2 separate regions of the Homo sapiens genome follow, and region 1 is linked to region 2. Evidence: read pairs that join two places in POLR2A ChIA-PET (ENCODE). Cell type or tissue: PC-3. All regions are shown on one strand. Links, peaks and the distances in the headings refer to the core of each region. The heading gives the core; the rest is flanking DNA.

Evidence for each region. Peaks named below come from ENCODE experiments on the same cell type or tissue, not always from the same donor. Only the 100,000 strongest peaks of a DNase experiment are listed, where the experiment ranks them.
Region 1: POLR2A ChIA-PET joins it to region 2 with 5 read pairs; 2 of 35 experiments call an interaction of 5 or more read pairs at or near these places.

What each region holds. Positions count from the first base shown.
Region 1 is chr17:69,532,114-69,545,837 of GRCh38, reverse strand. MAP2K6 (mitogen-activated protein kinase kinase 6) reads right to left here. Exons shown (of 12, transcript NM_002758.4): 11 at 9,678-9,723; 12 at 1-4,162. The coding sequence ends at 4,085. Among named protein-coding and RNA genes, the nearest start is that of MAP2K6-AS1, 53 kb to the right of the region's middle. In PC-3, for the core only: no CTCF peak of the experiment used is centred there; DNase peaks (open chromatin) are centred at 5,767, 5,897 and 6,277; H3K4me3 peaks cover 1,484 bases; H3K27ac peaks cover 2,557 bases.
Region 2 is chr17:69,778,262-69,795,891 of GRCh38, reverse strand. The region is part of intron 3 of LINC01483 (long intergenic non-protein coding RNA 1483); the gene reads right to left. Among named protein-coding and RNA genes, the nearest start is that of LINC01497, 170 kb to the left of the region's middle. In PC-3, for the core only: no CTCF peak of the experiment used is centred there; no DNase peak of the experiment used is centred there.

The DNA.
Region 1 (13,724 bases), core at 3,857-7,856, 250 kb after region 2:
TGTTAGTCAGGCTGGTCTCAAATTCCTGACCTGAGGTGATCCACCTGCCTCAGCCTCCCAAAGTGCTGGGATTACAGGCGTGAGTCACCATGCTCAGCCAATGCTGGAAATTTTTAAGGGAAATATAGTGATATATGCAGGACACTGTGCAAACTGCTATTATTAAGCTGTTGGGACCTAATTACTTAAAACACTGAACTATTAAGTATATATTTTGACCTGGGGCACCATGAAAAAAGTACCAAGACAACTAATGGCACCCTGAACACAGAAAGTTTAGGAATCTCTGGCACATACAATTTTTTGTTAGGCTTGAAGGATATACAAGAACTGTAAAATACAAACAATTTCAAGCCATGCCCATACATACTCGTTTCCATTTCAGATGGCTTAACTGTGATAAAAGCTGCTTATTTAACCCATTTGTTCTGATTAAATCAGTGTGACCAAACACAGTCTTTAGAAAAAATAGATTATTCCCCCACATCAGGACCTTCAATCATAGAAGATAGGTGACTTTCACTTGCAAAATCCGTGATGACCTGATATTTTATCAACAAACATATACCTTTATGGGGGTTCTATCTCCTTCAAAGTAGTCATTTTGGGAGATTACACTTATTCTGGTGGAAGAATGACTCTGGTTAAAAATAATCATGCACTTTGGGCAGGGGTGGTGGGGGCGGGGTGTGGAAATCTTCATTTGAAATTATCTTCAGAGCCCATGACATGGCGTTTTACAAAGAGTCAATGATGCTAAAACTCCAGCTCTGAGGGAAGATTTAACTTCTAGAAATTGTCAAACACAACTTTGTGCAAAATCTGATAAACAAGGCAGGTAAATCAAAGAGGGAAACATCTGCTAAGGATTTTTGTAAAAAGCAAAACAAACAACAACAAAACCTAAGTAAGAATTCTCAAATGATGACACACATCTCAGAGGAGGGAGTGGATTCTAAAGCCTTTTCTGAAAGAGGAGTGGCAAAAATAATTTAATAGCATTATGAATATAAATATGTAGTCTCTCAAGATGGCTACTCTGGTGGGCAATATTCACTCATACGTACAAACATAGGGTAATAGTCTTAAAAGTTATGCATATTACTTTTTTTGGCACACCTCTTAAACCAATAATATCAAAAAAGATGGCTATTTTAATAAACATTTTCAAAAATTATAACATGGACAATTATATGATACAAAATCAAATACATCTGGGGAAATAAGCATGATCTCTTTTGTAGAGCTATACTGATTTTGTAATACATTGATAGGTGTAGACAGGGCTGATATTCAGATGGTCTATGCTGGTGGGGCATTAACTATTTTGAGGGTCATCCGTGAACACAGATGTCTTTATATATAAGTCTATATGTACAGAATACTCCCCATTTATATATAGTTTAGGTATCTTGATTTTTTCAAAAGTTGGTTGATTGGCACTTACAACACAGTTTTCCAAAAACAAAACCATGCTCTAAAATTTAGTCTTGTGAGGCTATCAGGTCATTCTTTTGACTTTACCGTGTAAGATATTTAATAACAGTGCAAAATATTGCTTCTCTGGGGAAAAGGTGTTCTACACTTCCTATCAGTATCCCAGGTACATGCCTTCTCTCAGAGTGACAAAGAGATTTCCACTGATGAGGACAGGGAAAGAAATAGGACCTGTTTTTGTTACTTTCTGCAATGGCATGTTACTCCCTGCAAATGTTCAAAAGAAAGTAAATTTAAGTCAGTTCTCTTTAGAAGGTACTAGATAAGTGTTCTGAACCCAGCTTCACATCAGAATCACATGAAGGTGTGTAAAAAACAAAACAAAACAAAAAAACACCAATTCCTAGGCCCCACCAGTTAAATCCAAATCTCTGGTGGCTGGAACATTGGCAGCGACAGTGTTCACAGCTCCCAGATGGTTCCAATGTACACGAGGGTTGAGAACCATAGACTAACTTTTTCTCTACTCTACTATTAATATGATTGTTTTTGCAACTTTGGCCTAGGTTCACAGATGGGAGAGGCATACATATGAGAAGTTACACATTCTGTTTAGAATGTCTCAAAGTGGAAAAACAGGTAAGAGTAATCGGACCTAGACCAGAGAGACAATTTGCTCTACATCGTTCACCAAAAGCTAAAATGGAGTAACCGGATTTTTTTTCCTATTGCTTCCTGTTTTCATAGGTGGGTGAATAAAGTAAGGAATACAATTGTAATTTTTCTCTTGATCTCCAAGAGAAGAACTTCCAGATTTAGGAAGATAGATGGGAAAGTGAACAGCCATAATCACTAGGGTGATACTCCTTTTCTGGCTAGAATAAAATGAGGACAGAGGTAGCTTCAGAGCAGAGGAAGCTCATGTTTAATCAAGCAGATATATCTTGGAACTGAATATGAAGAAGTGTTCGGAAGTGTCACGCTCATTCTGGGCAGGAGCAACTCCTCCTTGTCAAGAACAAGGAGGAAAAAATGCAAACAGAGAAAAACATATGATTGCACTTCAAAATCTAAAAGGGGAAGGAAGAGAGGATTCAGGGAAGCAATCCTCTCCATATTGAACTTGAGGCCAAGAAAGAAAAAATAAGGTTTTTTTTTCTTCTTTTTAAAATCAAAACCCTCTGTCCTTCCTTGTCCAAAAGCAATGCTTCCTGGTTATTTATCATAGGTCTATATTTTCCCTGTCAATTACTTCACTCCTTGATCATCAAGAAACCTAGAGCTACAAATCATAGAACCTGTGGGTATATTTACCCACGAGAAAGAACTTTTGCTGTTTAGTCAACTTGCTAGGAACTCCCAATGAAGCTCATCTCCTATAGAGGAGCCAGCTATTGCACGCTGCTGAAGAAAGATGCGGCCTCAACGCAACTTGTGGTCATCTGGTAGTCCATGCCCAGGAATTAATTCAACCTTTCCCATTATTTCCTCATCTTATCAAAGAATTACTCACTACCTTTCATTTTCTCCTATTCTAGCCCTTCTATGAATAGTAAGGCTGCTTCACTGAAGAAGAAAACAAACAAACAAAGCCAAAGAGTACATTAACTACAAAGGCAATCCTTACAACTTACACATGGCAGGAGGGACAAACGCAGAAGAAGGCACCATTTTTTTCTGTGATTTAACACATGTCCCCCTCAAAACTGACAATTGTCCTCCTTACCAAACAGAGATGCTCATAGAAACCACTTGGCAGGACTTGTGAATTGCCAAATAGACACACAAACACACACATACACACAGGTAGATGAATAGGTAGGTGGATATAAAATCATATTACAAATCACTTTCCACTAATACTATACCACAAGTGTCAGAAGAACCAAATGTTTTACTCTTTGAGCTGTTATATGAGTGATTTTTATGTTTTCCAAAGTTGGGAAAAAGAGTATGACCAGAGCATCTTGTCACTTCCCCTAAAAGATGTGGTGATCACCCAGGATTGGGCAGATGTTTGCAAAAATGGCAGCAGTCACAACAGCTGGAACAGACATTTCACAAGAAGAGCTCCTTTTTGATATTTTTATAATATTCTCAAAGATGCATATTAAATAATTTCTTCTGGACCACAGACACAATTGAACTTAAAAAATAAAAGCCCTATAAATATTGCTAACCCAACCTTATATTTTTTTTTTGAATCTCCCTTCTTGTATAAAATGGAATCTTTTCAACCAAGCACTTAAACATAAATATTAAAATAATAAATGGGACAAACTACAAATCTACTTATAATTTCATCACTACCGTAGCACCTTTTTGTCAGGGCCAATGCATTCATTTTGTAAAGAATAAGAGAAGTCTGAGAAGCTTGAGGACTCATATGACACATCATTAAATATTTAATCACCTTTTGAAGTCCTAAGCCTTTATCATAATTCATCCATCTAGACAGTTCATTCTATACTATAGATTCCAAGGCCCCCTTAAGAGGGGGAGTAAAAAGAAAATTGGGAGAGAAAACCCTCTGAGAGGCAGGGTTAAATTATCTCAAAGATGACTTTCTATTGATGCTGTAGTGAACTTGCTTCACCCCGAAACCCACCAATCCACAGTAGGGTCAACCGATTAAGTCCACTGCTTTTTAGTCTCCAAGAATCAGTTTTACAAAAGATGCCACATCTGTTCCTTTGGATTCATGTAGGGTGAAAAATGGATGTTGCTGGAAAAGAAAAAGAAAAAACATGGTATTAATGTCTTACTGACAATCAATATATGAGATTAGCAAATGAATAGATCTGCTTGGTACAGGGATTAAGTATCCCTATCAGAGCTAGGCTGGGCTTTTCCTACCCTTTCCAAAATCAAGCACACATCTAGTGATGCAAACATTTTAAAGATATCTCTTAGTTGTCACTCTTTCCATCTTGATATCTCTAGGTTTCCACTATATTAAATTTTAAAAAAAAGTGTAATTATGCTACGTAAGTCTCATCTACAGCAAAATACAAAGATTGACAAAAAACAACCCAAACTCTGATTTACAAATAGCCCTGGGCCCCACAAGGTCATTTTAGGCTAATATAGTAGTAAGATAATAAGACAATTCATAGGTGTATGTACTTTTTTCTTTTTGAGATGGAGTCTCGCTCTGTTGCCCAGGCTGGAGTGCAGTGGTGCGATCTTGGCTCACTGCAAACTCTGCCTCCCGGGTTCAAGTGATTCTCCTGCCTCAGCCTCCCGAGTAGCTGGGATTACAGGTGCATGCCACCATGCCTGGCTAATTTTTTATATTTTTAGTAGAGACAGGGTTTCACTGTGTTACCCAGGATGGTCTTGATCTCCTGACCTCGTGATCTGCCAGCCTCGGCCTCCCAAAGTGCTGGGATTGCAGGCGTGTGCCACCATGCCCGGCCAGCAGTATGCACTTTTATTTCTCAGGAAAAAGATGATGGAATGAGAAGCCAATTTTGTTGAACAGTAAACGTGCAAGGAAGGTAGCCCTCGCCCTTGACGTTGGAGAATTGGTTTAGACTAAAACAGTTAAAGCCATTTGCCAAGCCACGAGCTTTATTTATGTCTCTCCTGATGAAGAGTTGATCCATCTGAAAAATAATGTAGACTGCCAAACTCTAGTTATGTGCAGAGAAAACTGAACTCGGAGATTAAAGATTGAAAAGGGAAAAGAAGAGTCTCTATCCTCACAGCTCAGAACAAGTAAACTCTAAAAACATAACAAGTCTTATGCTTTGCTAGGGGAACAAGCATGGTATGTGATTCAAGAGGCCATGCATTTCAAAACAATCCTGAGCAGGAAGCCATTTTCTCTGCACTAGAACAATTCTCCCCAGATTGCTCAATTTTGTTACAATAAGTGCCCAGCTCTCACAGTGGAACCTGCCACCTCTACTTAGAAAGATATATCAGGTCATGAGCCACAGTTCTTATAGTGGAAATAGAACCAACCAAACCTACCCCAAATGGATAATTCTTACAGGTAGAACTTAGTCCCACGTGTCTCACCTCCCATGCTCACTCCCTTGATTGCCTGGTAGTCTATTTTCAATGACCAGTTGAGTAGCTAAATGTAAGCATTTTTACATCCAGACACATAAGTGACTCACTCTGTTTCCCCTGACTTTAGGGAGTTTAGTTTACAACCTTTATGTTGCCCAGCTGTAGGTTTTCTAATTATATTTGTTTTAAACCTGACAGCAGAGGGTTGGATGAGTCAGCTCCGTGGAAAACTGAGTTCCTGCTCATGGAAACTCTAGGAAACAATGCAAATGGGAAAGGAACAAAGAAATAAAAACCCCAAAGAAGATAGCTGGTCGCGATTAAGTATCATGACTCAGAAAATGGAAAAGAGATTTTCTCCCTTTGCCCATCTGAGGACACAGGTTGAGTGCTGGCTCCGATCCTTACACTCATGAAATCAACTGAAGCTCTGAGTGCCAGGTCCTTCCTCCTGAGCTCCCTCAAAAACTAAATAGCAGCCATACTTCTGATTAGTCACCACATACACAGCACACTTACCAAGGACTCTACCATCATGCTTATTAGCTTTCCCACATCCTCTGGACATTTGGAAATCTTTTAATGTACTTAAAAGCTTTTTACTATCAAAACAGGACATGCCAAACCTCAGATTATCTTGGTGACTGCTTCCAACACCTGCCAGCCCCACCTTGCCTTTTGTTCTGCTAGTGGCTATTAGCTCAGTAGATGTTGCCTGAGTCTGCAAATGAATTAAATAACCTGACTTGAAGTCTTTAATCAAAAAAAAAGAAAATCGCTAGGCATCTTTCCATTTATTCCCAGGTTGAGAAAATGCTATGAGAGCCAGAAGGGCAGGGGGAGGGGAAAACGGGTAGGCATGACAAATGGAAAGTGTGACTTGCCTTCTTGTGTGGGTTTTGAGGCTGTAAAAGGTTAAGAGGGAACCCAGTCCCTCCTATAAGCAATGGATTAAGATTAGCAAGGGCAGCAACCAGGAAATTGACAAATGAGGGACTATGAATAATACTCAGACTATAATACCAGGCTGGGTTTCCCAAAAGAGGAGCCAGGGAGACAAGAAGGGAGGACTTTACACCATTTAGTCTCACTGATGTGCCTGAAGAAAACATGGAGATCCGTGAACATACTACGAGGAATAGACAGACAAGCTACAGTCACCAGCAGGTCTCCCTGTCCCATGCACAGCACCTCATCCCTTAAGACTATGGTTTTGAATGGGTCAGGCATCTTTGTTTAACATACAGTTCAATCTAGAACTTCCTAAGATAATTGGAGAACATTATTTCACTGGGCAATCACTTGAATGAACTGGTTATCTTTTCTGGTGATTATCATCTAGGACAGGGATCAGCTACCTATGACCCAGAGGCCAAATTTAGCCCACTGCTTGTTTTTTTAAATAAAGTTTTATTGGAACACAGCCACACACACCCCATTTTTTTTTTAACACATCGGATATGGCTGCTTTCACATTGCAACACTGAATTAAGCCATTGTAAACAGCAACTGTATAGCCTACAAAGACTAAAATACTTACTATTTAGTCCTTTACAGAAATCGTTGGCTGCTACCTACTTTAGAAGAACAAATTCTACTGAGTCATACTCCCCAGTGACATTTGAGAGAAGAAGCAAATGACATGATCTTAAAGAATACACACCCTTCAATCCGTGTTAGGGAGAGAAACATTTGGGATTTCTATAAGAGGGACATGTCTAGGTTAAGGCCTTAATTAAACTGTCCTTCACCTGGAAAAAGGATTATTTTTTTCCTTCATACTTCCTCACCAACTCCTAAAATCTAAACAATTGCCTCTCAGCAAGTGTTTTCCCAATGCTAAAGTCAGGGAGTTTGGACTCAGATTTTCCGTTTGAAAACCTCAGTTCCACAGGAAAGCAGGGAACAGTTATAGTCTTAAAAGGCAAGTCCATTTCCAGTACCACAAAGACTAATGCTGTAAGAAGAAAAGGGGGACTGACATGATTTTATAACATTGATATATATGTAGGCCATAAAATATCACAGGGTTAGAACATATTACAAATGTAGAATTTGACATCAGCTGCCCATGTATATTAAGCATTCTTTTCTCAAGTGTGTTTCAGTGAAATTTCTGATCCGAAACCATTTGGAAGAAGAAAAAGTAGCCAGAAATATATAGAAAATGTTCTTCTTATCTGAACTTAGTTACAAAACATGGCAACTTTAGAATAGGAGTACAGGTGCACACTTGTAGTCCCAGCTACTTGGGGGGCCCAGGCCGGGGGATTGTTTGAGCCCACGACTTCGAGACCAGCCTGGGCAACATAATGAGACTCCATCTCTAAAAAATAAAAATTAAAATATAAATAAATAAATAAAATAGGATTACAGGCTCCATAGTATCCTACAAGAATAACTGTATATCTACTGTATTTTATATGAAATTAATTTTAAAATGGCCTAGCGGGTGCATAAGCATATTTAAAAAGAGTAAACAGAACCAAAAAAGCCTTTGACTGGCTATTAAAAAATAATCGGGAAGAAAATATTCAACTTAAACATGTACTATGCTAGGATTTTCTCAAACATTACTCATATTTCCTTCTTTAACTGTGAGTTTTAGTTGAATAAAGATGGTAGAGTGCTGAGCACCAGGGGCTGCCTTTTAATGCACCCAATGGAGGCCCAATGAGATGGTCTCATCTCCAATTCATCCAGTTGCAAAATGGTTCAATCTTCAATCAAAGCTTAGGCAACAGAAGTGAAAACCTATGTGATTGGCTGTAACTATCACGCATCTTCCTGATCAGCTTTCTGTAACTCTTCCTGACTCGACATTTCCAAGCTGTGCTTCCTCATATCTAAGCCACCTCACCACAGCATTTGACACTAGGAATCCATGCTTCTAAGACATGCCCTGAGTTGGTCTTGAAGACAGCAGGGCTTGTGGCTGGGATAGCAGAGGAGCAAGCATTTAATGCCTGATGAATAACTGTGTTCCAGTAAGAAAGGGTGTCAGTGTTTTATTGCTTTTGAAATTGTGCATGAACGTAACTCTTCCTTCCCCTGCTAAAATGAAAACCTTGATAATTGAAACAAATCTAGGAATTAACATAAATTAGCAAATAGTCTGAATTTTATATATTTCTCCCCCCCAAAAATGTGTTTCTCCTACATTCAACATATACTTAGATAAAGCAAAGCATTGCCAAGTTTAGGTCCTTGCCATTTGTATTTAGCTTTTAGAATCATTAGTAATTAGCTTAGAATTGTAGTTACCAGAGTTTTGTTTGTTTGTTTGTTTGTTTTTCTTTGAGACAGGGTCTCACTCTGTTGCCCAGGCTGGAATTCAGTGGCACAATCACGGCTCACTGCAGCCTTAACTTCCTGGGCTCAAGTGATCCTGCCACCTCGGCTTCCTGAGTAGCTGGGGCTACAGGCAAATGCCACCATGCCCGGCTAATTTTTTGTACTTTTTGTAGAGGTGGGGTTTCGTCATGTTGCCCAGGTTGGTCTCCAACTCCTGGGCTCAAGCAATCTGCCCAACTCGGCCTACCAGAGTGCTGGGATTACAGGCATGAACAGCCACCATGCCCGGCCTATAGTTACCACAATTTAAGAAACGTTATTTTAATACAACAAACAATGCTAAGATATTACTTTCTTCACTCTTGCTTTTTATAGACACAGCAAGTGATAAACTGTGAATGCTGAGGGAGTATAATTTAAACTAATCATGCTTTGTCTTACTTTTTTCCACCAAAGTGAAAACAAAAAGCAAAATTTTTTTTCCTCCTTAGCTACCCCCCAAAAAGTTGTTCATCTAATTTAGCCCAGATATTTGATCAAAAATTGATCAGTCAAAGAGCATTTAAGTTTTCCTCAGTATTGAAATCTCTTAAATCATACTTTCCTTAATTTTATCTTAGTAATATGAGGCTTCTCATATCTTTTAAATTCAAAAATATAAATTGTATACACATAATTTGCTCTGTATCATGACAGGTTTATTAGCCTGGAAAAAAACTACTAAGAATAGTGACAGGTCCCAACCTATGTTTAAGAAGGATGTAGGATGAACTCTTTAACTCTCTTTCCTGGAGTTCAATTCCTGTCACTGATGTATCAATGAACCAACTCTTCCAATATGGTGATGTGATGATAATTTAGGTCTTAGTGACTTTGCCTTTTGTAGCTATCAGTATAGTCATGTTTACGTTGCTAACAATACTCACCATTAGCTCTGGGTATGTAGGCCGTTCTTTGGAATTCTTCTTTAAGCTTAAAGAAAAAAAAATAATCATTAAAATCTAGAAGCCATATATATTTTCATTAGACAAGGATTTCAGAACCTGTAGAACACTAAACATAATCAGCTTTAAAAGTGTATTGAAAACACAGCCTCCTATCTTGACTTTCCTCTTCTGTAACACTTATGTATCATGTTTTAAATCACCCTGGTTGTGCCTTAATGGGAAAAATAGTTGTGTGTGTGTGTGTGTGTGTGTGTGTGTGTACTTTCCTTTTGATACTTTACCGATGATATGCACACTAATTTTTCTGATCTATAGCCATTTTATTTCAAAAAATCTACTTTCCTTCAAAGCAGCTTTAATGCCATTTCCACAGACAAAGAAATTGGCAAGTGTTTCTTACATTGCCATTTGTTATCTCTTCACTGTCAGGTACCTGGTTCTTTTTGCTTCTGTTTCCCATGAATGTATAATTTGCTTTTATATAGTCCTAACCAAATCTGCCTGAGATAGAAGCAATAAACCCCTAATATTTATTTTCTTTTCCTTGAGACAGGGGCTGGCTCTGTTGCCCAGGCTGGAGTGCAGGGGCATACAATCTCGGCTCACTGCAGCCTCCACCTCCCTAGGCTCAGGTGATCTTCCTGCCTCAGCCTCCTGAGTAGTTGGGATTACAGGCACGTGCCACCATGCCTGGCTAATTTTTGTATCTTGTAGAGGCAGGGTTTCACCATGTTGCCCAGGCTGGTCTCGAAGTCTTAGGCTCAAGTGATCCACCTGCCTCAGCCTTCCAAAGAGCTGGGAGTACAGGTGTGAGCCACTGTGCCCAACCCCCCATAACATTTCTAAGGTAATACTACTTGTTTATGACAAAGGTAATAAGACCTGTTTATGACAGCTGATAAAAGAGAGAGCGCACTCAGTGACAGCAATTATTCTTGTTAGAAATACTTTATGGTCATGCGCTATTGTCAGGTGACTTCTGGTTATTCTGCTCTCCATTGACACAGACATTTAATAACATTTGATACCGGAGGCAATAAATGCTGTTACTTATTATTTAACAGTAATAAAACTGTAAGATGAAGAGACCAACCCATCACCCCATTCTCAGCCCATCCCTATCCTCTATCCAACTCTGGCCTTAAAATGAAAAAAAAAAAAGAAAAAGAAAGAAAGAAAAGAAAAGAAACAATTTACTTGGAGTTGGAATCCCAGGTTACAGAATGCAGAAAAAGATGATTTTGAAAACTATGATTTGCAAGGCAACCTACAGACTCCTGTGCCCAACGGACCACAAAATCATACATGAATGGAAAGGAGCTTTGCCTGGCATTGGAATGGAAAGGAATTTTGCCTGGAGTTGGAGGAATCAAAATGTAACTGATTGTTAGGTTGCTGGGATTTGAGCTAAGGGATCATTTTGAGCAAATGAGACCTAGCATGTGTGACGTGAGCTCTGCCTCACCCTCCGAAGCTAAGCATGACGGGGTAAGGTACAGAACCATGAGAGAGCGAAGTAGTTCAGGCACTTTGAGAAACTGTGGTTTAAAACGAAATAAAATTAAAAAAAAAAAAAAGAGAGAGAGAAAGTTTTTGAACCAAAACAACTTAAAATCAGCCTACCAGTTTGTTCCAGGCAATGCTGTGGGTGGAAGCCAGGGAACCTGAGACAGGCTACAGGTAGATGTGAGGACAGAAGTTTCAACCTGGAACTGAGGGCAGACCTAGGACCTAGTGACCTCAGTGACCAGACAACCTATGAGAGAAAGTTTCATCTCAACTGAGGATAAAAATAAGAGCGCATTAGAAAGAGGAATTAACAGGCGGCAAAGTCTGATTGATATGGGAATGTGTGCTGAGTGAAATGAATGAGTCCGTGTAACTCCCACCGATGGTTTTGTAGGTACCTAGATGCTGAGAGTCTACGTGGGTGGTTCTCAGCTGGAGGTCATTTTGCTCCCCAGGGGATATATGGAAAATGTCAGGAGGCATTTTTGGTTGTTACATCTGGTGGCAGGGTGTTACTGGCATCTAATAGGTAGAGGCCAGGGATGTTGCTAAGCATCCTGTAATGCACTGGGCAATCCCGCACAACAAAGAACACTCTAGCCCAAAATGTCATGAGTGCAGAGATTAAGAAACGCTGTGCTTTGTGTAATAGGTGGTCCCTCCTTGTTGCGGCTTCCTCTCCCCTTCACTTAAAAGGACCATCTCCAGCTGGTTTGTCTTTGTCTTTAAGCACATTCTCACCACGACCGTCTCCTGCCCTCAACCCCAGGAAGCAAAAGTGTTTCTTTCTAAGTTCAAGAGCTAGTTTACCTAGAAAGAAACACAGAAGAAGCAATGTGATCCCAGGAGCGTTGCTGACTTGCACACAGACCCTGGTAAAAAAAAAAAAAAAAAACAAACAGGCTAGAAGCCCTGAATTTCCCACTATTGTTCAAAGCAAATCAAAAACCAGAAATGCTTCTCTATCGCTGGAACAATGTAACACGCTAAGTAAATAACAAAAAGTGCAAGCACAACATTAAATCCACACTCAATATTCAGATGGTTGATTCTGGCTGTCTCTATTTAGACCTTAAACTCCGCATTGCATCTGGAACACTCTCACTGAGGACCCAGGCCCACTCCGTTACTAGCTTTCATTGGTCAACAACAGAACCAAGGCAATGTCAGGAAGAAAAGCTTGTTTCTCAAATGTAAAAATGTGCTGATTTTTTACCTTATATTTAGCAGAAAAGATAAAATGACTGTCTCTTTCCAACAGATAGATGAGCTTAAACATCTCCATTTTTAAAAATACTGTATTTTTTTTAAATGCTGTATTTTTTTAAAATACTGATTTTGAGTCAGGATATCTTATCTTTTCACTTCTGGAACAGCTTATAAAGATTTCTCGACCAGGTGCAGTGGCTAATGCCTGTAATCCCAACACTTTGTGAGGGTGAGACAGGTGGATCACTTGAGCTCACTTGAGGTCAGGAGTTCAAGACCAGCCTGGCCAATACGGTGAAACCCCGACTCTACTAAAAATACAAAAATTAGCTGAGCATGGTGGCAGGAGCCTGTAATCCCAGTTACTAGGGAGGCTGAGGCACAAGAATCACTTGAACCTGGGAGGCGGAGGTTGCAGTGAGCTGAGATTGCACCACTGCACTCCAGCCTGGGCAACAGGGTGAGACTGTATCAAAAAAGAAAAAAAAAATCTCCAGATTTTTGTTAACTCTGTATAAAGAAAATATGGGGAAAGTACCCTAGTTGATCCATCATAAAGTGTTAAGGATTCCTGAAACCTCCAAGACTAACTGGTCAATAGGCTATTCCTTGACTCATGGCCCCTGATTAGAAAGCTCACAATCTACCCCAAACACTACTGCAGAATATAGATGGAAAATACTTACACCGCAAAGCAAGGCTGTTTATTAAATTAATGGAACTGATATAACCCATTCTCTCCATCTTTTAAATCAAGAACACTTCAAAACATGGGCTAAGAATAGCAATACACTCAGGATAAGGTTGGGGGGAAAGCAAATTTTCCATGTTTAGTAGGAAGTACTTGAAATTCAGTATACAATAACAACTTTGGAGTTCAAAGCAACACCAATTTCTTTTTGAACTGGAATCAGACTTTTGAATTTTCAAAGAGCTTCTCATTTTCAAGCGTGCAATTAGCTAACTGCCCTAATTCCTTTTCCAAATGCCACAACACACGCTTCTGACCATAGCTGACACTAAAAAACAGCTCATGCTGTCTTGAGAATTGCTAGCTTGTAGTTTGTGCTGACCAGAGGATTTCTGCCTATTTGAATTCCCCCGATCATTTCCAAGAAGGGCTATTTGGTACATCCACAGAATAAAAACACATTGCGCGTTTCAAGGCATACATTTGTCAAAAGCTAAATAAACATCTAGTGCCTCTTTTTACTGTCCTTCCTACACAAGTAGGAGACTGTATTTGACTGTCTGTGTTTTATGCTAGTTTCCCTGAGTCAGACAATATTGATGCTTGAGTGGGCCTCC
Region 2 (17,630 bases), core at 5,161-9,160:
ATGCCTAAATTCCATGCAGGTTTTTCTTTTCTTTTTTTTAACCTCTGTACTGCCAAATAGAATATCCATTTCTATTCAATTTCCTGAGGCTCAATAGGATACCTAAACCCTATATATTTTTTATGGAAGAAAACAAAACAAAACAAAAAACCACTGCCTTTAATTAACTTTTTAACTGGGAAAAATATATTATAGCAATTTTTTTCAAATTAAAATAGTCTCTGTCTGCTCCTATCATTCAGAAGTTGGCTGGTGTATTAGTCCATTTCAGCTCCTATAACAAAATACCAAAAACTACGTGGCTTGTAAAAAACAGATATTGATTTCCCACAGTTCTGTAGGCTGGTAGATTTAGTGGCTGGTGAGGGCTGTGACATTCTGGCTCACAGAGAGTGACTTGTTGCTGTGTCCTTACATGGTGAAAGGCATAAAAGGGCTCTCTGGGGTCTATTTTATAAGGGCACTAATCTCATTTATAAAGTCTCCACCCTCATGACCTAATCACCTCCCAAAGTTCCCACTTTCTAATACCATCACCTTGGGGGTTAGGATTTTAACATACTAATTTGGGGGGAACACAAGCACTCCGACCATTGCAGTTGGCTTCCTAGGACAAAATCCTAAAACTAGGCAACTTTTATGTCTGATCTGGATGTAGCTATTTGCTTTGCTGGAGTAACAAGTTAGCGTTCCAACTTCCTAGAGAGTCCTTTTGCATTCTCTGCTGATGGAGTTCAGGAAGAAGCTGGCCATGAACTTTTGGGGACACTGTCTCTGTCCTCAAAGCTATCTTTCCCACTCCCTTAGCAGGGGGAAGAAGATAGGTAGACTGTGGTGAAGGATCCAAATTATCCAACATGTTTTAGGGCATAATCAGAGATGGAATATAGGTTTCCATCTGTGTGTATCACTGATTTTTTTTTCAATTCCAAAATCTCATCAGCTCCTATGACTTTGATTATCAAGTCATCATTGATGCACTATACATCTTAATCCCCAGCTTCATTTCTCACTTCATTCCTGAACTTCAGGCCCATGTTGACAAATGCCTTCCTGAAAATTCAGCTCATCACAAATTGAATCTGTCATGTTCTCCACAAATTGGATTGCTCTCTTTTGAGTTCTCTATATTGGTTGATATGCATCACTCAATATCCATCAGTGCTGATATCTAAAATTGAAACTTAAAAGTCATGGTCAACTCCATCATGGTCAACAGACCTTCCTCAAGACCTGTAAATTCCACCCTGGTGATGTCTCTGGTATCTATTCTTAGCTTTTTATTCTAAGTGTCATTTTCACAATCAAGTCCCCATTATCTCTTGTCAATTCCAAGAATTGGCAGTCTCTGGCCTGTAGGCCAAACTTTAGTCCACTGCCTCTCTTTGAAACAAAGATATTGGACTATTTGTGGCTGCTTTCACATTACAAAGTCAAAGTCGAGTAGTTGTAACAGGGACTATGTGACACATAAAGTCTAAAATATTGACTATTTAGCCCTCACCTTCATGGTCTAAACCATAGCAAAAGCCTTCAAAAAGTTTACATTGCTTATGTAAAATACTCAATAGGAGGAACCAATAGATAGTTACGCAGAGAAAAGGAAAGAAACAAACACAACCTTTCAACCCACAATAACCACTATAAATCTTTCTGTGTTTTTCCTGGGCACATAATATTATTCTTTACAATAATTGAATCTTATTGTACATACTATGTTTCCCAAGTTGAGTCTTATCTCTTAGTAATATTAAATGAGTTTTGTCCTGATAAGTTTTTACAGTTATGTAATATTCAATATTATAAAGATTTTAGGGCTCTGAACACTTTCAATAGGCATTTTCAAATTACTTTCTGGACAGGCTGTATATTTACATCACCACCAGGATTGGGACTTAAAGCTAAACCAAGTTTTAGCCTCTTCAATTCTAGCTAAATATAAGCATCACTTTTTATGATATGGTAACTCAATGCTATTTTTATTTTTACCTCTGTGATTAATAGTAAAATTGAGTATTTTATAATATGTTTAATAACCACTTGCATTTTTCTTCATGTGAATTGATTAGGCTTATTATTTTCCACTTTGCAATTTCAGTGAACATCTTGACCTTAATTACTTACTAGTATTTCCAATAAAACAAAAATAATCGTGGTCCACAAGATCACAAGGTAATGTACAGTGATGCACAATATCAAGATTCTAGATATGGTTCTTCTCGATTGACAGACTTATGAACTAAATAACTAGTTGTCTTATTGTATTAGTCAATTCTTGCACTGCTATAAAGAAATACTTGAGACTGGGTAATTTACAAAGAAAAGAAGTTTAATTGATACACGTTTCTGCAGGCTGTACAGGAAGCAAGACACTGGCACCTGTTCCACTTCTGAGGAGGCCTCATGAAACTTACAATCGTGGTGGAAGGCAAAGGGGGAGCAGATACGTCTTACATGGAAGGAGAAGGAGCAAGAGAGAATGAGGCGGGAGGTGCTGCATGCTTTTAAACAACCAGATCTTATGAGAACTCACTCACTATCATGAGAATGGCACTGGGGGGATGGTGCGAAACCATTCATGAAAAATCCACCCCCATGATCCAACCACTTCCCCTCAGGCCGCATTTCCAACATTGAGGACTACAGTTTCACATAAGATTTCATGAAGACACAGATCCATATCCATATCACTTATCCACAGACACCCAATATATGCAACAGTCATTGTTAATAAAACAGCAATAATAATGTAAGACTTTACATACATTTACTCACTTCAAATCTCACAACAGTGCCATGAGCACGTATCATCCCCATTTTATAGATAAGAAAACTGAGGCACAGAGCACTTAAGAGATCCAAGGTCTCGCTTGGCATCAAAAGCCATCCTTTTAACAATACACTACGCTGCCTCCTATGCTGATAGTAAAAGTAGGAATCCTCTGTTTATCTTATTAGCCTTAAATATTGTGGACAGTGGCCCTTTAATTTTTTTTTTGTTATATGTGTGCTTGAAGGAAATTTTTTGTTATATAGAAATTTCCTATGAATACCTATGAATACATAGTTAAATATAATCATATTTTCATATTTATTTTTTCTTTCTTTTTCTTTTTCGACAGAGTCTTGCTCTGTCTCCCAGGCTGGAGTTCAGTGGCGCGATCTCGGCTCACCGCAACCTCCGCCTCCCAGGTTCAAGCAATTCTCCTCCCTCAGCCTCCCAAGTAGCTGGGATGACAGGCATGTGCCACCAAGCCCAGCTAATTTTTATATTTTTAGTAAAGGCAGGGTTTCACCATGTTGGCCAGGCTGAGTCAAACTCCTGACCTCAAGTGATCCGCCTTGGCCTCCCAAAGTGCTGGGATTACAGGCATGAGCCACAGCACTTGGCCACGTATTTATTTTCTTTCTTTCAGATTGTTTAGAAAGACATGCCCAAGAATAGAATTTACTTATTTTTTTCTATTTTGACTATAGTTGTATTTTCAAATAATTGTTACATATCTCTGATTGTAGAAAACTTAACTCTACGTTGTCAATTCCAAATCATCACTCACTGAGGCATCATGTGTATTCTTAAAATCTCAATCTAGTCATGCAACATAGCTTCCCCAAAATCTTCAGTAACACCCCAGATCATACAGAAAAAAAAGATAATTTTTTTTTTTGAGATGGAGTTTCACTCTTGTTGCCCAGGCTGGAGTGCAATGGTGCATCTCTGCTCACCGCAACCTCCGCCTCCCGGGTTCAAGAGATTCTCCTGCCTCAGCCTCCCGAGTAGCTGGGATTACAGGCATGTGCCACCATGCCTGGCTAACTTTGTATTTTTAGTAGAGATGGGGTTTCTTCATGCTGGTCAGGCTGGTCTCGAACTTCTGACCTCAGGTGATCTGCCTGCCTTAGCTTCCCAAAGTGCTGGGATTACAGGTGTGCACCACTGCACCGTCTGATAATTTTTGTTTGTTTCTTTGGCTTTCAAGATCTTGTAGGATCTAGTTCCAATCTACCTCTAATACTCTCCTCACTATTTCTCCAATTTTCACTAGATAAGCTATTCAGCATTTCCAGAAGACACCCCATATTTCCTATCCTCCTGCCTTTTCTTATTACCTGTTTCATTTTTAGAGGATGACCTCCCAAATTGGACACCTTATTTGCCATCAAGCTCAAATACTGTATCTTCTCTGCAGACTTCCTGAGTCCTTACTAGGAATTATCTCTTAGGTTGTCATTTCATGGTATACATGATTATTGCATCAATTACATGGAATAATAAAGCCCACCCCACATCCTCACAAATGTTCATTAGCTCCCAAAGGGCAAGGACCAAATCCTACTCAGTTATCTTTCCATTACAGAGCTCAGCAAATGAGCAAATACTCAATAAAAACATTGTGCAAATCAAATGGAATGAAAATGCTTGTGTCAGTTCACTCATTTGTCTCTAATGCAGTTCTTTCATCTCCTATTTTATCTCTTCTCTATTCACATCATTGTGTACCATATGTGAAGTTATCTGCAGCAGCATTGTAATGCATTATTCATATCCTAGAGCCCTTTTATGGAACGATTAATTTGAGGAATAAAAATATTTGGAAGTTTTCAGCTTTCTCTTTTACTCACATTTTGACTAAAAACGTTGGATAGCTATTAGCAGCAGGACTCTTAAAGGTAATGACATCTTATGAATGTGAATAAACTGTAGTCTAAGACATTTTAGGCAAAAAAGGTGTTTTGAAAAGCTGACTTTTCCTGAATCAAGTTGTTTTAAAAAATACCCACAATAACATGGTCATAAATATTTGCCGGCTGAAAGCTATACCTCTATGAAAATTGAGTGTTCAAAAAAAATGCTGTATGTATTTTTCAGGAACCTGAAGTCGTACTTACCTTATTTCTTTTATTAAATAGCCTAGTAACAAAACGTGTACTCCTTCAGAAGATGTAGGGTATTAGTTGAAGCTGTACTAGGCTTCCAGAATTGCAGTTCTCTTCCAGCAGTACTTCACAATTAGTATTCAAAAGCACTCATATAATAAAATAGAGATTATCTTATTTGAAAATACTATTTATGTCTTTTTCTAAAGAGGGCTTCCTTTTAAAATTAAGCATCAATCTCTGAAGTGAAATATGCATGTAACGGGCATAAAGCAGTTAACTGGAAAATCTTTTGTGACCACAAAACAATTTGGGAATACTAAGAGAGCACACATGTGAGAGCATCTTGCAGTCAAAATTCAACTAAGATGAATTTCAAAACTACTGTAGACAATAAACATCCTTCTCCCAACTTCAGCAACAGATATTTTAAAGCAGTAAGAATACTTTTAGGAAAGTTTAGCAAAAGAGAGTAAGTAGCAGAAATGGACATTTCTGCATTGCACTCATTGGATACATTTCAGGATCTCTGGTTCGGCACATGAACTTGCCACAGCCTCTTTCTTCCATATCATCATCTTCTACCGTTCACCCTTCATTCCACCCACACCAGTTTGTGCTTTTCTTTTTGCCTCAGCGTATTTTGGACTAAAAGGGCCAGAGACATTACAAAATTAAAAGAGGGTTTGGGCCTCTGAATTCTATCGACAGGAAACAGGCTGAAAATACTACCACTCAATTGCAAACACAGGGCAATGCTCATTGAAAAGGAAAGATGACCGGGTGTGGTGGCTCACGCCTGTATTCCCAGCACTTTGGGAGGCCGAGGCTGGCAGATCACTTGAGGTCAGGAGTTAGAGATTAGCTTGGCCAACGTGGCAACACCCCGTCTCTACCAAAATTAATACAGAAAATTAGCTGGGCATGGTGGCGGCTGCCTGAAATCCCAGCTACTCGGGAGGCTGAGGCAGGAGAATCGCTCGAACCCGGCAGGCAGAGGCTACAGTGAGCCAAGACCGCACCATTGCACTCCAGCCTGGGCAATAAGAGCAAAACTCCATCTCAAACAAACAAAAAAAAAAAAGGAAAGAGTACTCAGAGGTCAGAGCCAAGAGCCATGGAGAATCATTTCTAGGATAGAGGACTAAACCCTAACCTAGAAAGCCATAACTGTGTCCAGATGGATTTCAGAATCACTATGGACTAGGGATGAAAGTGTCTTCCAGTTTCTTCCTTTTTGAACTGGAGTGACTATAGCAGTTATCCTATGCCTAGCCCACATTCCATCATTGTATGTTGAGTGTGTGGTGAGCAGATAATTTGTCTTCATTGTTCACAGGCTCTCACATTGACAAAAACTGTATTAGAGGATTTGTAGTCAGTGAACTGCAAGGAGCCTCATGGACTTGGATCTAATGCACTTGGACCTGATTTGGATTGTGGGATCCTGGACCATGAATTTGAGCATAATGCCATAACAGAATGAGATAAGGGGAGCCTTGAAGAGGATAGGAGTTTATCTTACCAGTGAAAAGGTTTGAATTGTGTGGCCAGAGAGCAGACTGTATTTTCAGAAAATGTCCACAGCAATTCTTCCAGGCCAGAATCTTGCCAACCCACCAGAAAGCAGTAAAGCTGTATTTTCCCTACCCTTGGAGCCAAAGAGCCTTTGTGACAGCTTCAAAGAACAGAATTTGGTGAAGTAATGATGCAAAACACCTAAGGCGAAGTCATAAACAGATACAGCTTCTGCTTGACTCTCTCTCTCTCTCTCAGGATACTTACTGTTAGGACTCAGCCACCCTGTTGTGAAGAAGCCCAGGCCACACATGGAGAGGCCACATAAAGCTGTCCCAGGCAACAAACCCAGCTAAGTTCTCAGTTGACAGCCAGCCTCAAAGGGCAGATGTATGAATGAGCAGCCATTAGCAACTGCTAAATGCCCTTAAAGACTCTTCACTGGCACTGCTGCTTTTGGAAAGCTTTCTCTTACGCCCATGATCTGGTGTGGATTCCCCTCCTCTGGGTCCCTAGCATCCTGTGCCATTTCTAGTGGCACAAATCACACATACATTGACTGTTAGGTTAGTATCCATCTCCCCCATCAGAAATAAAGATCTTATTGACAATACCTGCCTTTTTTATTTATATTCTCAGCACTTAGCATAATGCACAGTGGATAGTTGAACAATGGTAAATAAATGTGTTGGACCAATGAGGTAATAAATATAAAACCAGAAATAATAAAAATAGCGTAAGTGATTAACTAAGATAGTTGAACGAGGACACCAGCAAACCATTAAATTTGTTTTTAGTAGACAGACAGTCTGAGCGCACTCTGCAAACAGACAATAAGACTGATACCAAAGTCTGAGGTACGGATGAGAGAGGGATGCCAAAATGACCAACTCAGTGTTTGCCGCCAAGGGGTTTTTTATACCTTGAAAGATCATTAGGAGTCCCAAAGAGATTTTGTTTGCGTGGGTTAAGATTTTCGGTATCTGCTACATTAAAAAATTAACACTGAGAATTACAAAATATATTTGTTTACTTACTCATCTTCCAATAACAATAAGAAACCAATTACATGCTAATATAAATAACATTTTATGAAAAATAACTATTATTCAAAAATAATTTAGTGAGAAGAGTGGCATTGCTTTATAATTTTGAAAATTCCTTTAATGTCTGGCAGAACAGAGAAAGCCAGATTCTCATACCAGCTTGGGCATTCCAACTGCTATGATATATTGTTTTGGTTGACGTATATAAAGAAAATCCATCCACACACAGCTATGTAGTTGAAAAAATTAACTTTCTCAGATAATTGTGATACTTACTTTGATACCTCATCAAAACCCAAGTGATAATTTCCTAAGGGTTAGTTGCAATATGGAATCTAAAACAATATTAATGACCTTTCACTCTCAGTTATATTAAAATCCGTTGATCTATCCTGCACTTTGAATCGATCTTTTAGTTGTCCACAAGTTTGTAACATCATATATTGGTCATTTAGAAAATGTTGATTCATTGAGTTATACAGATTCTTCAAGTATTAACATATTTTATAATTCAATATCAAAAATTCAAGCTTGACACTTTCCCAGTATTTAAAGACTTAGCTGATAAGATCAGAAGTGATATTAACAATGATTAACAAATATTAACAAGGATATTAATAATGTTTAACAAATATTAACAATGATTAATATTAACAATGATATTAACAATGATTAATAGTAACAACGATTAACAATGATATTCACAATCATTAATATCTCTGATTGTATCAGCTAAGTCTTTAAATACCAGGAAAGTGTCAAACTTGTAGTAACAGGCATGGTTTTTAGAAATTCTAATTTTGGTTGAAAATCTGAATTTTTAACATTAGCATCAGATATTGTTAATTGTTTCCCTTGAAGTGAAAGACTCACTTGATCCTTTTCAAGAAAATGTCACTTAAATACTCAAATCTGAATATCCACAGTTTATCTCTCAGCTGTTCTTTCAAGTAAAAATTGTGTTCTGTGAACAAAAAAGTGTCTATTCCAGCTCACAGCCCAAACTATCATGCACATACTTCTTCTTGAGACAATCATCATGCTTTGGAATGCAGCAGAGGTGCTTAATGTGAATTTCCCATTTCATCACACAGACTATTGGGGGCAAAGGTAATCAAACTTTGAGATGTAATAAAGTCAATAATTATTACAGCTTTATCAAGGACATTTGTTAGTAAAACCGATTGCTTTCTTTTTTCCTTCCTCCCTTCCTCCCTCCCTCCCTCCCTCCTTTTTAAATTGTATATTATTGGTATTGAGGTTTCAGCATCAGTAGCTTAACTCTCCATTGCTTTTGCAACACCAGTAAAAATGTCAACAGAATAAGAGAAAATATTGTCTCAGTGTTAGAAAAATAGTTTCAGCCTCACAAACCTCCTGCAAGGACTTGGAAAAAAATATACTTTTTGCTTCTTCTTCCTTGCCCAAGGCTCCACGGAACACACTCTGAGAACCATTGTACCATCTTTACACAGTCCTCATTAAGAGCTTTATTTGTTTTCTAGCATTGAAAAAAGGGTAAATTGCAGAAATGCTATGTAGTTAAACCTCAGATTTTAAAATTCAATGTACCTGTCATCATTTTTAGAACAACATTCACATAACTCTGTTAACAGAAATTAACATTTGCATCTCAACTAACTAATTTGATGTGAACAATAATATTATATTAAAATACAAACAGAGAAACAGGATAGGGAAAAAAGAAAGACGAGTAAGTCTGCGAGTTTGTAAATAATAAAGAAATTTGATACTGGCACCTTATTACAAAAAATGTGCTAATTCTTCTCAGATATTAGGTATTACTATATATACCTATATATGGGTGTATGTGAATGAGTCTAAATAGACATATAGTTGTAACCATATGTAAGTTTGCGTACAATTCCTCCCATAATGTGAGTTCAAATCTTTTCAAGAAGACTCTTTCATCTTTACACAGTTGCAAGGTAAAGTGTCTGTATTGGTTTAATTGTGTTCTCCCTAAATTTCCATATTGAAGTCCTAACCCTTTGTACTTCAGAATGTGACTCTAATCCAAGATGACTTGTGTACTCATGGAAACAGGAGATAAAGACATAAACATACAGAGAAAGGATCATGTCTTCTGTGAAGACAGACGAAGTTGACTATTTACAAGCCTGAAAGAGAGGCCTCAGGAAAAAAATCAACCAGGCTGACACCTTGATCTCAGACTTCTAGCCTCCAGAATTGTGAGAAAACAAATGTCTGTTGTTAAAACTTCTCAGTCTGTGGTATTTGTTATGGCAGCTCCAGCAAACTAACACAGTGTCCTTCAAGTTAGTTGAATAGAGGTAGTTCAGTGGAGCAGACTAAATAGACATGTATTATGCCCTTAGTGTTCTCATCCGGTAAGACCAGTTAAGGGAGGATACTCAGAACCAGCGGAACTTCACATTTTGAAACCTCCAAACTCTAAACCTCAGCTGAAACTTTTCCAACATGGAAGTTTCTTCTTTGGGGAAGTGTATTAGTCCGTTTTCACACTGCTAGTAAAGACATACCCGAGACTGGGAAGAAAAAGAGGTTTAATGGACTTACAGTTCCACATGGCTGGAGAGGCCTCACAATCATGGTGGAAGGCAAGGAGGAGCAAGCCAAGTCTTACATAGATGGTGGCTGGCAAAGTGGGAGCATGTACAGGGAAACTCTCGTTTTTAAAACCATCAGATCTCGTGAGACTCATTCACTATCACGAAAACAGCACAGGAAATACCCTCCCCCATAATTCAATCACCTCCCACCAGGTTCCTCCCACAACAGGTGGGAATTGTGGAAGTTATAATTCAAGATGAGATTTGGGTGGGGACACAGCAAAACCATATCAGGAAGTAAGCAAGTTCTCATATATAGTATTTCTCTGACAACTCTGTTTTGTTTGATCACAAAAAGAGAATCCAACCAGAAATATGCCATGACTTTCTGTCACCTATTGCTTCTCTCCTATCTACTGTGATCTCTAAATTACTTACATTTAATGAACCAATGAGCTTGAACCTATTTCACATCTCTCATTCATTCATTCATCGTCTTTGTCATTTAATAATTTGAAAAACCTACCGAGAGCTAACTAGAATTAAAGAACTATTCTATATGCTGGCAATACAATTAAAAACATAGTTCCTGCCATTATGGAGCTTACATTCTATTAGGGGAGACAGAAGATAACAACAATATCAATATCAAAGAGAATAATATGCCAGCTACTTAGATTTTTCTTTTTTAGACAGAGTGTCGTTTTTGTCACCCAGGCTGGAGTGCAATGGCATGATCTTGGCTCACCGCAACCTCCACTTCCCAGGTTCAAGTGATTTTCCTGCCTCAGCCTTCTGAGTAGCTGGGATTACAGGCACCTGCCACTATGCCCGGCTAATTTTGTATTTTTAGTAGAGACGGGGTTTCTCCATGTTGGTCAGGCTGGTCTCGAACTCCCGACCTCAGGTGATTCACCCGCCTCAGCCTCCCAAAGTGCTGGGATTACAGGCGTAAGCCACCGCGCCTGGCCTCGCCAGCTACTTAGATTCTATGAAGAAAAGTAAATTATGCATAGGATGGAGACCAGGTGAAGCAATCCTATGTTACTTAGAGAGGCATCTCCGATGAGGTGAGAGTTAAGCCCAATCTGGAAGGAAGTACAGGTGCAAGTCAGGCAGATATCTAAAGAATTTCATTCTAAGTAGAGGAAGCAGAAACTTCTAAGGCCCTGAGGTGGAATTTGTGGAAGAATTTGGGGACACCTGGATTAGAGTATGCAAGAAAGAGAATAACAAGAAAATAGGTTTGAGATATTGGGAGTTGGCTTTGGAGGTTACTCTAAGGAGCATTTGATTTTTATTCTTAGTGAAATAAGAAACCATAATGCAGAGAAGTGATCTAATCTAACATTTTCTTAATTAATTAATTTATTTATTTATTTTGAGACAGAGTCTTGCTTTATTGCCCAGGCTTGGGTGCAATGGTGTGATCTTGGTTCATTGCAACCCCCACCTCCTGGGTTCAAGTGATTCTTGTGCCTCTGCCTCCCGAGCAGCTGGGATTACGGGAGTGCACCACCATACCCAGCTAATTTTCATATTTTTGTAGAGATGAGATTTTGTGGTGTTTCTCAGGCTGGGTCTCAAACTCCTGACCTCAGGTGATCCAGCCTTGACCTCCCAAAGTGCTGGGATTACAGATGTCAGCCACCGTGCCCAGCCTCTTAATTTATTTTTTTAATTGACACATAATAATTGTACATACTTACCTGGTACAATGTAATGTTTCAATAAATGTATACATTGCATAATGATCAAATGAGAGTATTTAGCATATTCATCACCCCATACATTTATTATTTCGTTGTGGTGAAAACACTCAAAACCCCCTCTTCTAGCTATTGTGAAATATGAAACACAATATTGTTAACCATAGTCTCCCTACTGTGCAATGGAACATCAGAACTTCTTCTAATTGTAACTTTGTACCCCTTAACTAATCTGTCCCTATCAGCCCCTCCTCTCTCCCTTCCCCATCCTCTGGTAACCGCTGTTCTACTCTCTACTTCTATGAGATCAATTTCTTTTGCGTCCATGTATAGTGAGATCAGCTGGTATTTGTCTTCCTGTGCCTGGCTGATTTCACTTCACATAATGTCCTCTAGGTTCACCCATGCTGCCACAAATAACAGGATTTTATTCTTTCTAACGGCTTGCATTTTCTGGCCCAGTGTGGTGGCTCACGCCTAATAATCCCAGCACTTCACGGGGCTGAGGAGGGTGGATCACTTCAGCCCAGGAGTTCAAGACCAGCCTGAGCAACATGGTGAAACCCCAACTCTACAAAATACACTGCACTCCAGCCTAGGCTACAGAGTGAGATCCTGTGACAAGCAAACAAACACATTTATAAAAAGAATACAAAATAAAAATAAGAGCCTGAATAGTATTCCACTGCATATATATACCACATTTTTTTATCCATTCATCCATTGATGGACACTTAGTTTGATTCCAAATTTCAACTATTGAGAATAGTGCTGGAATAAACATTGGAGTGAAGTTATCTCTTTCACACACTGATTTTATTTCCTTTGGATATATACTCAGTAGTGAGATTGCTGGATCATTTGGTAGTTCTATTTCTAATTTTTTTAAGGAACCTCCATACTCTTTTCCATAACAGCTTTCCTAATTTTCGTTCCAACCCCTAGTGTATAAGTGCTCCCCTTTCCCCACATCTCTCCCAGCATTTGTTATTCTTTGTCATTTTGGTAATAGCCATTTTAATTGGGATAAGGTGATATCTCAATGTGGTTTTAATTTGTATTTTCCTGATGATTGGTCATGTTCAGTATTTTTTTCATATACCTGTTGGTTGTTAGTAAAAATATCTCCTCAGGACTTTTGCCCAATTTTAAACAGGATTATTTGCTTTTTTCTGTTATGGAGTTAGTTGAGTTCCTTCCATATTCTGGATATCAACCCTTTGTCAGATGCATAGTTTGCAAATATTTTCTGCCATTCTGTACATTGTCTCTTCACTTTGTTGATTATTGTCATCATTTTTTGTTGTGCAGAAAGCTTTTTAGTTTGATGGAATCCATTGTCTATTTTTGTTTTCATTGTTTGTGCTTTTAAAGTCTTATCTGAAATATCTTTACTCAACCCAATGTCTTGAAACATTTCTCCTATGTTTTCTTCTACTAGTTTTATCAGTTCAGGTTTTATATTGAAGGCTTTATCCATTTTGAGTTGATTTTTGTATGTAGTAAGACATAGCTTCAGTCTGCATATAGATATCTAGTTTTTCCAGCACTGTTTATTGAGGAGGCTAATTATTTCCCCAGTGTACATTCTTGGCACCTTTGCCAAAAACCAGTTGGCTATTAGTGTATGGATTTATTTCTGTGTTCTCTATTCTGTTCCATTGGTCTATGTATCTGTTTTTATGTCGGTACCATGCTGTTTCTATTTCTGTACCTTTGTAGTATATTTTGAAGTCAGGTAGTGTGATGCCACCAGCTTTGTTCTTTTGGCTCAAAATTGCTGTGGTCATTCAGGGTCTTTTGTGGGTATAGGTGATTTTAGAATTCAAAAATCAAGCAAGAACACACACACACACACACACACACACTCAAAAACAGAAAAGAAAACTACAAGCCAATATCTCTGATGAATATAGGTGCGAAAATCCTTGACAAAATACCAGCAAAACAAATTCGACAGCACAGTAAAAGATCATTCACTATGGCAAGTGAGACTCATCCCATGGTTGCAAGGATGGTTCAACACACAAATCAATAAATGTGATTTATCATATTAACAGAATCAAGGACAAAACTCATACAACCATTTCAATAGACATAGAAAAAGCATTTGATAAATGTCAACATCCCTTCATGATAACAAAACAAAAAAACTCTCAACAAACTCAGAATAGAAGGAATATACCTCAGCATAATAAAGGTCATATGTGACAAACCCACAGCGAACATCATACTTCACTGGGAAAAATAGAAAGCTTTTTTCTAAGATCTGGAATAAGACAAGGATGCCCACTTTCACCACTTTTATTAACATAGTACTGGAAGGTCTAGTCAGAGAAAGAGAAAGAAATAAAAGACATCTAAGTTGGAAAGGAATAAGTTAAATTATTCCTGTTTGCAGACTACATTTTCTTACAGATAGAAAACTCTAAAATTGCTACTATGAAACTGTTAGAACTAATAAACAAATTCAGTAAAGTTGGAGGATACAAAATCAACATGCAAAAATCAGTAGCATTTCTATATCCCAATAGCAAACTCTCTGAAAAAGAAACAGAAAGCAATTCCATTTACGATGGCTACCAAAAAAAGATACCTAGAAATAAATTTAACCAAAGATGTGAAAAATAACCTGCAATGAAAACTGTAAAACCTTAATGAAAGAAACTGAAGAGGATATAAATAAATGGAAGACAATCTGTGTTCTTGGCCTGGAAGAATTAACATTGTTAAAATATATGTACTACCCAGTGATCTATGGATTCAATGCAATCTCAGTAACATTCTACACAGAAATGACCTAGCTTTTTATTAGGACCCCTTTGATTGCCATTTAGAAAATGGACCAGAGCTGAAGCTGGAAGATCGATTAGAAGATTTTTGCAACAAGCCAGGTAGGAAAAATGACAGTGGATTTCTGCAAATCTCATACTTGCTTGACAAGGGTCACCTTGGACCCTTTACAAACTTTGATTTAATCATTCCACATTGTATACATTTATCAAAATATTGTATTGTTGCTCCATAAATGTGAGCAACTATAATTTGTCCTTTAAAATATTATCCATTTAAAAAATAGACAAATAAAAAATACAAGACTTGCAACATTTGAAAAAATTTGGATTCAATACGCTTGAGATGGAGCTCAGCAATTCATGTATTCAATAAGTTTCTCAAGTGATTCTTCTCACTGGGCAAATTTGGAAGCACAGGCTTGGAGCAAGTGGCGAGGAGAGAGGCAGAAGACATCAGAATCTGGATAGATATTTTGAAAGTTGAATAGACAAAAATAGATGCTGACATGACAAAGGACAAAACCAAGGCTGATTCCAAAAGCTGGGGCCATTTAGAGCCACAGAACTGGGCAACAAATATGGGTTTTCTTTTGGCAGAAACATTTGGGGAACCCCTAGCAAGGACAACCTACCTAAAAATTTTAAAAGATTTGCTTGAATCCCCACCTCCAATCCACTGAACCCAATAATTTGTATTGACTCTTGACCCACCCTATCCATCACATCCACCCTGCTTAGAAGCATGGGCGAATAGACAAGGCTGAGGAGCTTGTTGGAGGGGGTGGAAACAATGGGTTCAATAACTTACAATAACTTTTATGCATTCTTCAGGCAAAGCAAAAATTATCAAATTAAGTGACGTTTAGTAAAGCATTTTCTCACATTCTTTTAAAACTAATCTCTTTTTCTTATTGTGAATCAACACATTGGAACAATACATTAGAATCAACACACTGGAATTCAATCCATTACTATCAATACACTGGAATAAACCATGTGATGGCTGATTTTTGTCAACTTGACTGGGTTAAGAAATACTCATAGCTAATACAACATTATTTCTGGATGTTTGTGAGATTGGCATTTCAATCAGCAGACTGGGTAAAGAAGATCTGCCCCCTAACGATGCAAATTAGCAGCATCCAATTGTTGAGGACTCAAATAGAACAAAAGACAGAGGAAGGGCAAATTCTCTCTCTCTCTCATCTTCATCTGGGATGTTGTTTTTTCTTGACTTCAGAAATCAGGGCTTCAGGTTCTCAGGTCTCTGGACTCTGGAACTTAATAGCAATGGTCCCACCAGTTCTCAGGGCTTTGACCTCACACTAAAAGTTACATCCTTGGCTCCCCACGTTCTCAGGCCTTCGAAATCAGGCTGGATTACACCACTGGTTCTCCTGGTTCTCCAATTTGCAGACGGTAGAAGGTGGGACTTCTAGGCCTCTGTAGTCACATGAGTTAATTCTCAAAAGAAATCTCCTCATAGATATGCATAGATCCTATTGGTTCTGTTTCTCTGGAGAATCGTGACTAACACAAACAATAGTACAAGTTGCTTCACACTTTAACTTTGGGTAACCTTCTTTACGTAACAAAAGCCTGACTGGACAAACTAACTGAGTAGTTAAACAAATAATTCCTTTTTCGCATAGGAAATAGCTAAAATTCTTCTTCTAACCCAAGAGAAAGAAACCTTAAATTTGATATGATTTAAAAAAGAGATTTATAAAGTGATTCATGTTTTCCTAGTGAAGAAAAGTAAACTTATCCATTATAACTCTGATATATCTTATTTATGGAGAGGCGCTCATTGTTTTGTTCCTCTGTGTCTTTCTGTACAAAGGCCAACGCAGTTTATACCATCAAGAGCTGTCTTTCTGAATGTAAATCACATTTAATGGTATCACTTACACATAGAAAGTTTTCCATTTTCTTTAACTTACAGAAAATAAGATGAAAAGAAAAAGACTCCATTTCCCAGAAGTCATGATCAAATTTCAGATGACTTTTTCTACTCCATAATAAGCAAATATCAAATTTAAGCCAGAGAATCATCTGAAAAGGCTTGGCAACATTATAAGAGATCATAGTTTTGAGGAGCTTGTTGGAGGGGGTGAAAATTCCAAGATTGATAACTTACAATAGCTAGTACGCATTATTCAGACAAAGCAAAAATTGTCTAAGTGGTGTTTTATAGAAAAATTGTTATCAGGTTAGTTTAAAATGTTGAATCTCTTTTTCTAATTGTGAATCAACACATGTTTACATGCAGATATCCAAATTTTACACTTGATCATAGGAGTAGCTAAAGACAGATTACAACATTTTATTCCCAGAAGCCATTTTTCTTCCATTGCATTGGCAATCTCTTCAAGTTTTTGTGGGGCTTTTTAAGCAGATGCTTTAAGTTGCAATTTGAGTTACCGTTCGCATTTCATTCTACCATTGATTGGTAGATTCCAGGCACCCAGAATCTGCTAGAACATTCCCACCTTTCATCACCTTTTGCTAAATATTTGATGGACACGAAAGCATCCCATAATAGTAGAGAAGTAATCAGCTAACAAAAGGAAAAAATTATCCTTCCCAGCATCATTCCCTTTTTAACTCTTCCATGGGCATGTGCTTCTTTTCAAAATTCATGAATAAACAACATGCAGGCCATATCAGCCCTGCCTTCTAGGAGCATTTATCCATTCCTTTCTTCAACAAATATTTAGCACCTTCTCTATGCTAGACAATTTCCTGAACATTGAGGGCCTAGTGACAAGAAATAAATTTGTTACCTTTACAGAGATTATATGCTGGTGAGAAAATGGAAAATTAACAAATAAAAGTAAACAACAATACAATTTCTGATGGTAATGTGACATGACAAAAATAAACCATAATCTTTTTAATTTTAATTTAATTTTGTTGTTGTTGTTGTTGTTGTTGTTGTTGTTGAGACAGAGTCTCGCTGTATTGCCCAGGCTGGAGTGCAATGGCGTGATCTTGGCTCACTGCAACCTCTGCCTCCAGGGTTCAAGTGATTCTCCTGCCTCAGCCTCCCAAGTAGCTGTGACTACAGGCACCTGCCACCACATCTGGCTAATTTTTTTTTGTATTTTTAGTAGAGACGGGGTTTCA